2 separate regions of the Homo sapiens genome follow, and region 2 is linked to region 1. A link is an interaction called in ENCODE POLR2A ChIA-PET data of the cell type or tissue named here. Cell type or tissue: GM12878. All regions are shown on one strand.

Region 1 (8,000 bases):
ATTAGAAGCACAAAGTGTTGGGCTGTAACATTAGATATGACCTTTCTGTTCCTTTAAATATACTCCACTAGAGATACTTGAGTTATAGTTCTATACGGTTAGTTTATTGGTTTACTGGAGGTCACAAAGCCACTTGAACAGCTCTGGATTCAAAATTAAGATAATCAGTGTTACTTTTCCCTGTGAATAACTCTTCTAACCCTTCCTAAATAAGACAAGCGACAATCGGCCCCAGGCTTCTTTAAATGCTTTTATAGACACTAGACTTTTGATTTTGTTTCCCAGAAATAAGTAGTAACTACACCTTTGAATTTAGGACAGTGGCTCACTTTTTTGTTGTTGGTTTGTTTTTAATTTTGTTCTGTTCCTCTTTCTTAAAAAGCACTTGTGTATTGCAGGTCATCAGTATCTCTTGAACGTGTGTGTGTCTTGTGTGTATGTATACCTACACATGTAGATGGTGTAATCCTTTGCAAAATATATAGTATTGGTATGAATCCTTGTCTGTGCTGTACTATAAGTCAAATTTGAGATACCAGAACTATTTCCGGAAGCTGTTATGAGGTAGATAGTACTGGCTGTATAAAGTTACCACTCCCTTAAAACTTTTCACCAAGTACTGGTGCTTTATGTCTACCTTCTATATGGCTTCTGGGGAGAGGGAGAATTTCTGGTATGAGAAGAGATCAGGGGAGACTATTGGGAAGGTGTAATTTGAGCTGGGTTTTTAAAAGAAGGGTAGAATTTCAAAAGGTAGCGATGTGGGGAGGGGATTGGGGTGGCATTATAAAGATAGACTAGCATGGGCAAAGACAGAGGTAAGAAAATACTAAGCATGTTCAGAGAACAATAAGTTTGTCTAGGGAATGTGATTGACACAAAGGACCTCATAAATAAAACTAGAAAGAATTTAGAATTCTTTTAACATACTTTTTCTCTTATTTCATTTGAGTCTTTCTCTTGTGATTCTCAGCTTGTTATTTTCTATTTAAAGAAAGTAATATACAAGACTGAGCATGGTGGCTTATGACTGTAATCCCAGCACTTTGTGAGGCTGAGGCAGATGGATTGCTTGAGTCCAGGAGTTTGAGACCAGCCTGGGCAACATGGCAAAACCCCATCCTTACAAAAATTAGCCAGGCATGATGGCATGTGCCTGTAGTCCCAGCTAATCAGGAGGCTGAGGTGGGAGAATCACTGCCCCACTGCACTCCAGCCCGGGCAACAGAGCACAACCTTGTCTCAAACAAAGGAAAAAAAGTTTTTAAGTAACGTACAAATAAACTTAAGCTTAGCCCATTTTATAGTGTAACAGATTTCTAATTACAAGGCCCAAACTAATGAGACAAGTTTTTCTCTTTTTTCAAATCTTTAAGTGTTCTAAAATCCTTTATAACAATAAGCATATGTGCCACATTGCTGGCTTTTTCCATCTTAAAAACATAATTTTTACAGGGAACAAAAAGAAATGTAATGTTGAGCAGATAAAATAAAATAACATCAAAATAATTTGACATGTAAAGGAAAGAGAAACATTTTTTTGCTTGTCATTATTAATGCATTAGGGTACACTAATACAAGTAGTGCTGTGTTCAAGCTCAGTAAGATCTTTCGTTCCTAAATACTGTGTTTTCCTGATCTATACATGAAGGCTTGGGTGGAATGAAGTTATAATTCATTGACTTGTCTGATTTTTCTACCTGGAAAGCTCTTATTTATGTAGTAGGTTGTTCCCCCTTAAAGGATAGTTACTTATTTGATTTAAAAAAAAAATAGCAGTATACACATTGCATAGAAGTAATCAAGATAATCTGTTGTCCTTAAATAGTGTTCCTCCTTACAGGGTATGTTAAACATTAAAAAACAGATTTTGAACTTTAATTCCTAGAATATATGAGATGGACATGGAGAAAAAGATCGCCTGCTAGCTTAGGTGTGCCTTAAGGAACCTACCATTTGGAATGAAATCTCTAGGGAAACGTTTCTTCAGCTAGTTAGTAAGTGAGGTTGGAATCCTTCTGCTTAGACGGAATGAATAACATGTCCACTGGAACACAGCCCTCTGTGAGTCCACTTTCAGCTGAAATGAAAATAGATTTTGTTTATTCTTACTTATCTTTTGAATTAGATCTAATTAAATCTTCTCATTCTGGGGCAATTGTAAAAATCGCTACTTTGTATTGCTTTTATTTTGTGTCAGTCCCTACTAGACATTTGGAATTCATTATCACAAACATTCTTGTCTAACCTATGTGGAGGCTTTATGATTTCCATTTTACAGCCAAGGAGAGACCCAGACAGGCTCAGTATCTTCACCTGTGTTGCCAAACTGCTATCCAGTAGCAGAGCCGGGGCTTCCTATCTATGTCTGATTCCTGAATGTCAAAGCAGTACCACCTTCCTAGGTGCTAATGATTATTCACAAAGCATCTTACCTGTGAAAAAAACACTATTGGGGTTATACCTTTCCTCCTAGTACCGTGTGAAGGGCGAAATGTGTGCAGGACTGGTAGTCTTTGAAAAGGGTGGATGGTGGCAGTTATTATTTTCTAATCCAAGAAATGTTATGTAGTAAACAGTTACAAGTTTTGAGTAGAAAATTTAACAATGTAAATTACAAAATATTTAAATATAAGAAATTTTCATTTGATATGCTGATTGTTTATGAGTAAAAACCTTGTGTTGGGAAGATACACAGAGTAAATCAGAAAAATTAGTTTGATTTCCTTATGTCCTACCTATGAAAGAACATATTTAAGGTGGCTTGACAGCTCATTCAAGGGGATGAAAAATCAAGAGCCAAAGTCCCTGGCTCTCTTGTCTTCTCCTAAATTTTTTTAAATGTTAGTTAAAAGTGAATTCAATTGGTAACCTTTCTTTTTCATTAAGAACACATTCAGTTCCATGAACAAATTTGTTATTAACTCCAATGTTATAAGTAACATCTTAGAAGGGAGGAAGGATATATAAAGCTACAGTCTCAGACCTGGTGATGGCAGCTGACTAACTGGACTGAGTGCTATTTCTCATTTGAGTTTTCTTCATTCGCTGAAATTGCTGGAGACTGGGCAGAGATGGGAAATGACAGCATTCTTGACCCTGTGGGAGTCAGAGGTGCAAAGCATTCAGAGATAAGTGGATGAAAGAAATGAGGTTTGTTAATAGAGCCCAGGAAGTCAGAGAACTGGGGCTTGAAGAAGAAAGACCTAAAGGAAACATCTGCTAGCAGTTCCAGCAAGGTGGGGGTGGGAGAGCAAGGAAGGGGGAGGAAAGAGGTTCAGAATATCCACCTACGCTGCTACTAAGCTTGTTGAAAAGAAAGCTGGTCTAATTTGACGTAGACTCTTCCCCTCTGGATCAGAAAAAACAGAAGCATTACAATATGCTATTCATACAGAAAGTGTGATTAGAAAAAAGGAAAATGCACATGTGGGGTTGAGAACATCTGCTGTAACAAGTCATCTAGAGACAGCTAAGCAGTGGCTTTAAAGCAGCTTGCTAGTGTTCGGCAGAAAGGATGAGGAGGCATGGGGATGGAGACCAATGGGATGAGAGTAATTAGGTCATGCACCAGCCTCCGTCCCATAGCTTTTATTTTCTCAGTGATCAGACCCAGAGTCTCGTCAGCAAGGAAACACTGTGATTAATGGCATCAGCCAAAAATATGACATGGAGATAGATTGCTCATAGTATGGTGCAGCTAGCTGGTGCCTGGGAAACAAGCTTACGAGACATAACGAAATTGTGCACCACACATAATGTGAAAGAGACCAGTTTCTTGGGAATGTTCTTACTTTTATTTCTAAGTCATATATTTTGGGGACCTTAAATCTACTTTATGTGACATGCAGTGATAGCTACTCGATTTTGTAGTTTTTCCATCCACAGTGAACTGTCAAGACTGTAGGAGTAAATAATGACTAATGTGCTCAGTTGCAGAGAGATCACTGATTACTTTGGATAATTGTTATTTATTACTTATTTTAGGCTTTTATTTATCTTTATTAATGGTGGAATAGTGTCCATTTTCTAGCAACTTTCACATGTAGAGTTTGAGGTTCCCCCATCCAGCTTTTTCAGTATTCTCATGGTTGAATAATCCTGACTTTAGTGCCACCAGGTATTTGTATGGCAATGTGTACTTTTCCAAGGTTCACTTATTTGCGTTACTTTATTTAATCCCCACAAACTTCCAGTGGGCAGATACACAGGTGGTGTAATCCTAATTTAAAAATTTGGATCACTGGAAATAATGAGGTTTACTTTTTTGCCTGAGATCACACAGCTGGTTCCTAATGTGAAATGCCTAGATCATACCTTTCTCCTGCAAGTTCTTCCAGAAACAGTATTGAGGCATTGGGGCTCATGGGGATTCTGATTGGTGCACTCCACTCAGATTCTGCTGATGAACTGATAACCCTCTAATCTGGGTCTCCAGCCTTGATTTTACCCCAAGCTCCAAACTCACTGCCCCTGCTTACCTGGCTTATCTACACACGGAGGTCTCACTAGCAAATGAGCTCAACCGAATTCATCAGTGTTCTGGCCCCTCCCAGACCTCGTGATCTTGAGTTCCTTATTCTAGAGAATGTCATAACCAAACTCTCAGTTGCCTTATTTCTGCGGCACCTGCCACTGTCCAGGGCTGGGCCTTCACCAGCAGCCCTCTAACCAGTGTCCCTGTCACCACCCTGAACTCCCCTCCTCCGCGTACATTCTCCCCATCACATTCACATGTGATGGGCTTTCTGAAATGCAAATCCGATCAGTCTCTTCCCTGAGACTTTCAATGGCTTCTCTTTGTATTTAAGATAAGATCTAAAATTCTTAACATAGCTTACAAGGGCTTACAGAATCTGGCCCTGTGTTTCCACCTTCCCTCACCACTCCCTCTTTTTCAGTGTATATTGAATATTTTCCGGCTTCCCAGAGTGTGCCCTGTTCTTTTTGCCTCCAGGCATCTGTACCAGCTGCTTTCTTTTGGAACTCTCAGCCTAGACACCCTGGCCTCTGGGATGCCTGCTCTGCCACAGCGCCCTCTGCTGTGCTCTGGGTCTCCGTCCATTTCCCTCCCTGGACTGTGTTGTCAGGAGCGCCTGAGGCATGGCCATCTTGTTTGACGTTGTATTCCCATATTGAGTACAGTGTATGAATCAGCTGGGTGGATGCGACATTTTTGTTGAATGTATAAACACATGTTTCTAGATTTCCAGTGTTCTTTTCACTGAGATAGTTCCCCACGAATGTGCTTAATATTCTCTGGTTGATTTTAGTATTAAATGTTGAGTTCTTCCTTCTCTAAGATGTCTGTACTTTGTAATTGTCCATAAAATTTCTCTTTTTTCCCCAGTATGATGCTTTACTCTGATTAAATCTGGTGGCTTTTTGGATGAACTTAACAGATATCAGTAACAAACATTTATCAAGTAATTCCTATGGGCCAGGCACTGTGTTAAGTATTTTTCATGAATTTTCTGCTTCCTTAAAATGATTCTGCAAGTTAAGTACTATTGTTATCCCCATTTTATAGATGAGAAAATAGACACAGAGAGATGAAATAATCTACCCAGTATCACAGCAAATAAGTAGTAGAGTTGGGTTTTGAACTCTGCAAGTCATATAGTTAAAGCCCGTCCAGCTTATGAAAAACAGAGCTATAATTTCTGTTTATAGAAATGCCTGTGTTTTTGTGAGTTTCATAAAGGTAGTAACTCTGAATTTATGGACTGAGCATAGGCTTTGAAGCTAGCGTTGTAGCTGTAAAAAAAAGGAAACCCAGTCTTGTCTGTGATGAAGATTAAATGAAATAATGAACATAAAATATAGAACATAGGGACTGGTATATTGTAGACCCCTGGAAAATGATAACCGCTTATATTGAAGTTGTTCTAACTCTTCTACTAGCTTACCTCACTGAACTTGAGAACTTAAGCAGTTCCAGTGGGGTGGGGGTTTGCTAAAGAGAAAGTTGGATTTTTCAGTCTAAATAGAAAACTTATTTATAAGAAAACTGGAATGGCTAAGAAAAAGGGAACTTTGGATTTAGCTTGGACTGTATACACTTATATGAAGTTCATTTTAGCTTATTTTATGATTATGTTCCATACACATCTGTGAGCCAACATGGAAACCTAGAAGAGTGGCTATTTTCAACACTTCAAAAGTGCTAATTACATACTGGCCCATGATAAAGCTACATAGGACCATCTTAAGACGTTAAGTTTATTAGCTCTTGGCTCTATATCATGTCTTTGAATTTTAAAAATAGCAAATTAGTTATTACTTGGGGAATGTATTTTGATAGATAAAATATTTGAAAGAAATCTGCAGTGGAGAAATAATTTATTGAAAAGACCCTGATGGGGGAAAATTTTTGAACCACTATCTTATATCCCAAATAAGGTAAAATATTTTGTTATTATTACATTATTCCATCTTTTTCTGCTGTGTATTGTAAGAACTTTGGTTTTTAAGGATTTGCCCTCTGCTGCAAATATATAGCTTATCAAAGAAGGGGAGAAATAATGTTTTGGAGTTTAATTGTAAATGCTAATTTCTGTGAGGAGTCCTTTAGGAGGTTTCACTAAAGTTACTAAAACCATGCTGTCATGATATTTTGTAGTTATAATGATCATGAGCAATAAACAGTCAAAAAAAGAAAACCTTGAAAAAAGTAGGTGGAATACCAAGTATAAAATGGAAGTAATTTAAGTTGAAGTTTTATCCAGTGCCCCCAGATAGGCCCTATTTATTATGGGAATTTAGTATGTATTGATATACTTACTTATTTAGTAATTATTACATGCTGAAGGCATTATCTCACTTGCTTTATCTCATTTGGTCCTCACAACAATCCTAATAGATAGGTTCTCCTATCCTCAATTTTCCTGTGAGGAAACTGAAGTTCAGAAAGGTTAAGTTACTCATCCGGTGGTCACATAGCTAGTGAGTGGTGACAGGCCTTTCGAATTCCAAAGCTCCATTTCCTGTCATAGGTTATGATAAAGGTGAAATCGCAAGCCAACATGAAGGAATCCTTGAGCAATTCAGGTTGGGATTATCGGTTAGCACTTTAAAGAACATTTAGTTTGGATCGTTAGCCACATTTCATGTAACAAAATTAATTTCAGATAGGTCAGAGGGTTAAATTTAAAAAACAAATCAAACTTTTAGAAAAATTAGAGGGTAGATTTAAGTACTGAACCAAATTTCTGAAGCAGAATTTCTCTAAACTTTATAGCAACAGTTGAAATCACAAAATAAAAGTATGTACAACTATAGCATATAAAACAGGCATATAAAAATTAAATGATTTTTGAGTATCAAAAGTATAGATAAATTGGCATAAATTAAGAAAACAAGAATTCTTAGTGCTGACAAGGAAATTGTCATGTATTGCTTGTGGTATGATAAACTAGTAAAGGCCCTCTATAGGTTTAGCGAAAGTACATAAGGCACAAAAATATCATCTCTGCAGTAATTCTGCTTCTGGGAATCTTTTGTAGTAGATAATCTAAGCTATCGAAAATGCTATCTCCATGAAAATATTTTTGCAGTGTTTTTCATAAAACCAAAAATTAGGAAAAGAATAAAAAATGTCCAATGCGAGGATAGTGGCTAATCAAACCCCCCACTAGGTTAAATGTTTTTTATGTGTTTTGTTTTTGTTTTTGTTTTTTTGAGACAGAATCTCACTTTATCACCCTTTGTCACCCAGGCTGGAGTGCAGTGGTGCAGTCTCGGCTCACTGCAACCTCCGCCTCCTGGGTTCAAGCGATTCTCATGCTTCAGCCTCCCAAGTAGCTGCCCAGCCTCCCTAGTAGCTGTGATTTCTGGCGTGTGCTACCACTCCCAGCTAATTTTTTTTTTTTTTTTTTTTTTTTTTTTAGTAGAGATGGGGCTTTACCATATTGGACAGGCTGGTCTCGAACTCCTGACCTCAGGTGATCTGCCCACCTTGGCCTCCCAAAGTGCTGGGATTACAGGCGTGAGCCACTGCA
Region 2 (8,000 bases), 73 kb before region 1:
AGTTGACACTCAGAGTTAACCACGACAGGTTGAGTGGAACCCAGGGAGTGCCCTTCAGTCACCAGGAATCTACCCCTCCCCATCTTTCCACTCTACTTCTTCCTCGGTGAAGGCTGTGACTGCCCTGTCTTCCTGTACATGCCCATGGCTGAACCAGTCATTGTGGCCAAGGGAGTGCAGTTTTCTGGCTGGGGCAGAGAATGGGGAGAAAGGCTGTTGTGTTAGAAGAAGGGATGTCAAGCAGGCAAAATCAGGAGCTGTAGGCAAGCATAGTTTTGAAGGAAACAAAAACATTTTGTGCAAAACCAGCCCTGGAATACTGAAAGGTGGGAAGGAAGAGGGAGCAAGGAGAGACTGGGAGAAATGAAGAGTCCTTGCTGGAATGCCTTATATACTGCTGCTGGAGGTGGGCAGTGACATCAGTGGTCACCAGAGACCATATGTAACTGATGGGCTTATATCCATTAGCTTGATTTAAACCACTTTGAATCTCATGAAATTTTCCTTTGAGGAAAATTTAGTTTTTCTCATTGATTTAAAGTCAGTAATTTCTGTTCCTCTGAGCACAGAATTGCTTTTAATTATAAATGTATGACATTTAAAATTATTTAAATACAAATATTTTTACACCAAGGGGTATGGAATGTGGGGTGTGGGAAGTGGGGATGGAAGCAATGAATTTTTTCCTGTGCAAAAACCCTGCTGGAAAAATATTTTCCCTTAGTCATTCTTCCAAAAATCATCCCTCTCAGAGATGCTTCTTATTTAAAATTAAATGGAATTGACATTCAGAGATTTTTGAATAATTTAGCTGAACTTGTTTCAGTGATTACGTAATGGTTGCAAATGGGTCAAGGCCCGGGTCATTTGTGGGAAATAATAAATATATTTGTTTCCGTAGCCATTGTTCATCTGCCTCCCTCATCCTCATCTTCTCCTATCCCCACAGCTGCTTCCACTCTCTCCACACTGGAAGCTCCCTGAGACAGTGGCTCCCTTTTATCCATCCTACTCCTGGGGCAGTGTCTGGCATCTAGTATGCAATGCATCAGAGTGTGCTGAATTGCACTGAACGTTGACACCCGGGGAGCTCTGGCATTTAGGAAAGTAGAGAGTGCTATGATAGTTCTGTAGATTCTCAGAGAAGAAAGCCTCTTAGAACAAAGTCAACAACAATTATAACAACAGCTTCACAAATTTCTAGATGCACAGTTGCCATTGTTGGCAGCTTTGTACAACAAAAATCTTACATGCAGCTAATGTCTGTCAAATATTGGAAACCAACACTGGGCAAACTCTGGAGTATGTTTTCTGTGTTCCTACTCTTTACACCCCCCACCTTTTTAAAACAACCCTCCCAACCATCCATACATTTTCCATATTCAGATCTCCTCTACCATTTTCATTCTTTCTTCTAATCAAAGTAGGAAAGGACCTCATTTTAATCATTTTTACTTAATGAACTGATTATAATTTGAAATCAATGAATGTCATTTACTTCTTTCTCTATTATAAAATGAAAGAATGTGTCGCACCTGAAAGGGAATCTAGTTGTGAATAAGCAGCTAGGGATGGTCTACGTGTCCATCGATAGGTGCCTCCTTCCTTCTCTCCCCCACTTTATTCTTTCTTGGAGAGTGAGTGGGAAAAGGGCATAGACAGGGTTACCCTGAAAACCAACCCGAACAGTACAATGATTTCATCCGTTTGAGGGTGACTAGAGGGATCAAATGGAAAAGGTGGTATGGACTTTTTCCTACCCCAACACCTACTTCTGGGACCTGAAGATCCCTTTCTTTAGGGATAGTAACAGCACCTTGCCTTACTACAGGTACTTCTGGCAAATAGTCTCTTCCCTTCTTTCTACTGAACACAGGTGAGTCGGCTTCCTCACCTTTAACCCAACCCTTTCCATCTGCGCGCTTGAACAACAGAAACCACAATGTGCCTACTCAGCCCAGTGCCGTTGGGAGTTTGCATACATTATTGCTAGGCTGAACACAACCTTGAAGACAGATTAATACTGCCTTCATTTCACATGTGAGATTCGGAGAGGGTAGGTCACATTCTCAAGGTCACAGCACTAAGTAGCAAAGTCAAGAAGCTTGGGTTTCTTCAGCTCCAAAGCTCATGTCCACTGCACCACTCTGCCTCCCAGATGTGTTTTAATGTTGTCCAGCAGTCCAGCATTCATTTTTTAAAAAATGATAATATTGTTATTCAGCTCTCTCCCTAACCTGACTTCTTGGGTCACATTGTCATGCCTCCTGTATCATTTCTTATCATTTCTGCCTCCACAAAAATGTCCCTTTAGCACTTCACATGCCTTGTGACCAAAACCGAACGTAAAACTGTGTTCCCAGTTTTTGTTAATTCAGTTAAGTCACCTAGTTGCTTAAACCAGAAGCCTGGGACCCTTGACTTTTCCCTTTTTCATGCTCTCCTGTTTCAGTTGGTTGCCAAGTCCTACAGATTATTTCTCACACATACATATCCATAAACATAAACACATACATATACAGTGCACGTCTACCCCTGAACTCTCATTTTTCATTTTGTAAGAATCCTAACTTTTCTCTCACTGAAACCCCCATGTTGACATTAAAGTAATTTTTTCTAAGATACACATTTAATTACGTCATTCTCTTTCTTATAAATTCACAGAATAAGGTCAGAATTCCTTGGCATGGTATAGAGGACCAACACCTCACAATCTTGTCCCACCCTCCCCTGCCCGCCCCACTATTCCCTGCCATGACCCCAACTCCTTTGCTTGTTCCCAATCTACCACGTCTTTTTTTAATTTTTTTAATTTTTATTTATTTATTTATTTATTTTTTTGAGATGGAGTCTCGCTCGCTCTGTCACCTGGGCTGGAGTGCAGTGGCGCAATCTCAGGTCACTGCAACCTTCACCTCCCAGGTTCAAGCAATTCTCCTGCCTCAGCCTCTGGAGTAGCTGGGACTACAGGCCCCCACCACCACACCCAGCTAATTTTCTTGTATTTTTAGTAGAGATGGGGTTTCACCACGTTGGCCAGGTTGGTCTTGAACTCCTGACCTCAGGCGATCTGCCTGCCTTGGCCTCCCAAAGTGCTGGGATTACAGGTGTAGCCATCGCACCCAGCCCTACCATGTCTTTTGAGTCTATGCTTTTGCAGCTGCTCAACTTTTCATTTCTTGTTCCACATGGCCATCTTCTATGTGCCAAAGCCAAATTCAAATGTCAGTTCTCCTGTAAAACCCTCTCAGATTTCTCTGGGAAACTTAGCTTCTCTGCACTTTCACAGCTCTTAACACATACCTAGATTATAGAACACATACCGTTGTGCTTGGAGTGTCTGTTGACAGTGTACCTCTTGGCCCCACTAAAGTGAGAACTCCTTATGGGCAAAGATCTATATTATCTGTACTTGGAATTCAGACATCTCACACTGTTTCTGGCACACCATAGATCCTGAATAAATGTTGTTGGGTTGAATTCAATGGAATGTATCTGAGGAACAAGAGTTTCACAGTGTCCACCTTCCAGTCTTGCGCTTGTGATTTAAATACTCACTCACAGTTAAGCTAAGGCCGGACCAAAATAGGGAAGATTACAGTTTGTCTTTTCTTTCAGTGGCCTTTTTTTCTAACTTCCTTTTTCCTACTAGTTACAGCCCCTCTCCTCCTTTTAGATTCCCAGTGACCTAAATTTTTCCTGTCCTCTTCCCCAAATCAGGAAGGCTCTGGAAACATCACTTGTGTACCAACTGAAACTCCCAGCTCTGCGGCACACTAGCTGTGATCCTGGCCAAGTTCACTTGTCTGAAATTAGTTCCTCATTTCGAACATGAAAAGTATCGTATCTGCCTCCTAAGGTTGCTGTGAAAGTTCAACAAGAGGCCAGGCATGGTGGCTTACGCCTGTAATCCCAGCACTTTGGGAGGCCAAGGCAGGCAGATCACCTGAGGTCAGGAGTTCAAGACCAGCCTGGCCAACATGGCAAAACCCCGTCTCTACTAAAAATACAAAAATTAGCCGGGTGTGGTGGGGCAGGACTGTAATCCCAGCTACTTGGGAGGCTGAGACAGGAGAATTGCTTGAACCTGGGAGGCAGAGGTTGCAGTGAGCAAGATCGTGCCACTGCACTCCAGCCTGGCGACACAGTGAGACGCTGACTCAAAAAAATAAAAAAGAAAAGAAAATTCAACAAGAAACTCCAAGTAAAGCATTAGCACAATCCCAGGCATATAATAATAGCTCAATTAATTTTTTTTAAAAATGCCTTATTTATACAGATATGCTAATTTTTCCCAATGCATTTACTTTAAGAATTTCTATTTAATTGTGGAGCAAATGACCTCTTATTAAAGAAATCTTATTCAAATAAGACCTACTGGCAGCTTCCTTGGTGCCTGGCTTCCTACCTTGTACCGGGAATGCAGGGAGGAAGACTTGATCCCTGCTCTGGTGTGCTGATCCAGAGTCCTCAGTATAGGTGCTGACATGTGAGGCACTTCCAGGGTTCAGAGTGGAGGCATCTGAACAGCCCATGGCGGGTGCTGAAGGCAAGTTTCCCAAGAAGGGGTTCACGAGGGCTGGAATCAGTCAGAGGAATGTAATCTTGTCAGCGGAAACATGAGCAAGGGAATAGGAGTCAGGGTTTGACAGGAGAGGATAAATGACAAGTCATTTGGTTCAGCTGCAGCTTGGGTATGTGTAGGAGGGAGTCAGAAAGATGAGGCTGGAAGGATAAGCAGGTGGCCAAATCTCAGGGGCAACAGCAAGTGGGTGGTAAGGAGTGGGCTGTGGTTCTTCTAGCCCAGTAAGGCTCAACTGCGTTTGCATACTGGAATCACTGGGAGCTTTTAAAAATACCAAAGCCATGACCCTAGACTATTACACAGGAACTACTATGGGCAGAACTGAAGCATCATTTTTTTTTAAATCCAAAGTGATTCTAATACACAGCCAAGATTGAGAAATGCTACAGTCTAGCCCCTGAAATCACACCAACCCAGATTTGGCTGCCAAGTAACTCAGAGTAATTGTGGACCTTTAGCATGGGCAGGAAACCAAAAGCACATCCAACCTTACTCCTGTATTTTTAAAATTAATTAATTTTTATTGTGGTAAAATTAGACATAACATAAATTTACTATTTTATCCATTTTCAAGAGCACAGTTCAGTGGCATTAAGTACAGTCAGTTGCCGTGCAATCATCACCTCCAGCCATTTCCAGGTAAAATTACAAAGGCTTTTCATTTTGAAGTACAATCTATTTTTCTTTTGTTGACTCATGCTTCTGATAGCATAACCCCTGTATTTTATAGATGTGAACACTCATTCCCTCAGGGTGGGCTTCCCTGGAAACAGACTCTGAGATGAAGACTGGTGTACAGTAGTCACTCCTTATTGGTACTTTTGCTTTCTGCAGTTTTAGTTATCTATGGTAAACTGCAGTCCAAAAATATTAAATAGAAAACACCAGAAATAAATAATAAGTTTTAAATTGTGTGACGTTCTCAGTAGGGTGTAAACTTTCAAGCTGTCCTGCTCTGTCCCACCCAGGATGTGAATCATCCCTTTGTCCCCCGTACCCACGCCGTACACGTTCCCCATCCGTTAGTCACTTTGTAGCCATCTTGGCTATCAGATTGTTGCAGTATCGCAGTGCTTGTGTTCGAGTAATCCTTATTTTACTTAATAATGGTCCCAATGTGCGAGAGTAGTGATGCTGGCAATTCGTATATGCCAAAGAGAAGCTATAAAGTGCTTCACTTAAGTGAAAAGGTGAAAGTTCTTGACTTAACAAGGAAAGAAAAAAAAATTGCTGAAATTAACAAAATTTATAAGAACAAATCTTTTACCCGTGAATTTGTAAAGAAAAATATATTTGTGCTGGTTACAGCACCTCAAACTGTAAACGTCATGGCCATAGAGTATGATAAGTGCTTAGTTAAGATGAAAAAGGCATTCAGTTTGCAGGTGGGAGACATTAAAAGAAATGTGTTTTGATTGGCAACACGTTGCACCAGAAAGCATTGAGCCTGTATGAAGACAAGCATTGATCCCTACAGCAAGGGATCCCCTGAAACGAGTGACACCAAGCCATTTATTGCAAGTAAGGGATAGTTAACAGATTCAGGAATAGGTTTGGACTGAAAAATATATAAATTACTAGAGAGGCTGTGTCTGCTAATGAAGAAGCTGTTGCCACAGGAATACAGAACAATGGGATATTTTGAAGGAGCGAGAGAGACCACATGCGTATGATTTTACTGTAGTATAATTGTTCTATTTTATTATTAGTTATTATTGTTAATCTGTTAGCTGAACCTTATTAAAAAAATTTTATCAGAGGTACGTATGTATAAAAAGAAAATATATATAGGGTCTGGTACTATCTGCAGCTTTAGGCTCCACTGAAGTTCTTGGAATGTATTCTATGAAGATAAGGGGGACTACTGTATAGAGGGGATTACAGCATGCTCTTGGCATTGTTCCTGAACCAATATGGGGGTTGGGCTGCTATTTCTCGTGGCCCAATAATGAGATGCAGATGAACTGGGGACGAAGAGAGTATTTCTGTAACCAGTTACAGGGAGAAGGCCTGGAAATTATTGCCAGACCAACTCAAAATTACAAAGTTTTCCAGAGCTTATATACCTTCTAAGCTATATGTCTATGTGTAACTGAGTGAATTAATCTAAAGACATAAGTGATTAACTTCTTTTAATCTATAACTAAGGTCTGAGTCCTGAAGACCTTCTAGAGCCTCAGTAAGTTTACTTAATCTAAATGGGTCTAGGTGCTGGGGTGATTACCCTTATCTTGTCTCCTGCTAAATCATGGAGGTTTGGGGAGTTCCTTTAGATCTCAATAAACTTGTTTGTGGAGGCCCGAGGAGTTTCTTCAGACCCCCCAATAAAACTTGTTTAATCCTAAAAGGGTCCTGTTAAGAATTCCTTCATTATCTTGTCAAACTTCAAGGCCCATGAAAAGCCTAGGCAAAACTCTTGGTGGGCTCTTTGTTACATTCCAGCCTTTGTATAAGGGCACTGGCTCAATCAGCTTTTAATGTTTAACCTAGCTACTCAGTCAGAGCTGGGACAGTTGTTGTAATGCAGGCCTGCATTAGTGAGACCTGGCCTGCCACAATCACCACTGTCAATTTGTGCATGATTTCTATCATGCTTGTATATTTATTTATCACAAGATCATAGGGATATGGGGCATCATAATCTTTCTGGCTACTTCCTGCTGAGAGAGGGTCATCATTATGGGGACTGAATGCAGTGCTGGAGTGGAGGTGGTTGATTTGTTCCCTCTATTGGCTCTATTTCGGGGGCCTAGAATAGTATGCAACAGCAACACATATAAAGAGGTTGCTGCTGTTTTCTTCTAAAGTTTAAGTTGTCTAGTCTTAAGTTTGCAGGGCTTTACGAAAGCACAGCTCAGGTTTCAGTGATTTCCAATTAGGAAGAATGGGGGAAAAGGAAAAGAAAAAGGGAAAAATTGAAAACATTATTTTGGAGACCTGTAGCCAAAAAATTAGAATTTAATCCAAACTGTAGAAAACAATAAAAACTGAAAAAATCAGGCAAGACTAGAATTTAACAGGTATACTATAGTTTTGAAACATAATTTTTCTCTCTTCATGGTAGGACTGGTATGCTTTATTATATTTGGCCAGATTATTTGTATAAAGTGCAGCAAGAATAATTATTTTCACATAGGTCTTTTATATTGGCTTTGATGGAACTTTGTTCCATAGAAGGAATCTAAGATGAGACCTTTTTAAAGCCAAGCCCAGCCATGGATTTGTACCATCAAATACCTATGAATTGGGTGAATTCCTCTCCTCTTGAGGTTCCAAGATAACTTGGGGTTCCTGGCCTCTTGGAAAGTGACATTGTTTGCTTACCACAGATCAGAAACCCTGTACAGGGACTGTGTATGCAAAATATGAGGCCAGTTTTCCAAGGGCTTTATTGGCTCCATAAGTCAAGTTTGAT

The links. Peaks named below come from ENCODE experiments on the same cell type or tissue, not always from the same donor. Only the 100,000 strongest peaks of a DNase experiment are listed, where the experiment ranks them.
Region 2: POLR2A ChIA-PET joins it to region 1 with 10 read pairs; 2 of 35 experiments call an interaction of 5 or more read pairs at or near these places.

The regions. Positions count from the first base shown.
Region 1 is chr2:190,675,439-190,683,438 of GRCh38, forward strand. The region is part of intron 6 of NAB1 (NGFI-A binding protein 1); the gene reads left to right. Among named protein-coding and RNA genes, the nearest start is that of NAB1, 30 kb to the left of the region's middle. RefSeq lists enhancers at 377-446, 3,300-3,349. In GM12878, a CTCF peak has its summit at 5,047 (motif pointing left); DNase peaks (open chromatin) are centred at 3,413, 4,585 and 5,052; H3K4me3 peaks cover 2,757 bases; H3K27ac peaks cover 5,550 bases.
Region 2 is chr2:190,602,548-190,610,547 of GRCh38, forward strand. The region is part of intron 4 of NEMP2-DT (NEMP2 divergent transcript); the gene reads left to right. It also overlaps a transcript of NEMP2 not described here. Among named protein-coding and RNA genes, the nearest start is that of NAB1, 43 kb to the right of the region's middle. RefSeq lists an enhancer at 5,043-6,242. In GM12878, no CTCF peak of the experiment used is centred here; a DNase peak (open chromatin) is centred at 3,814.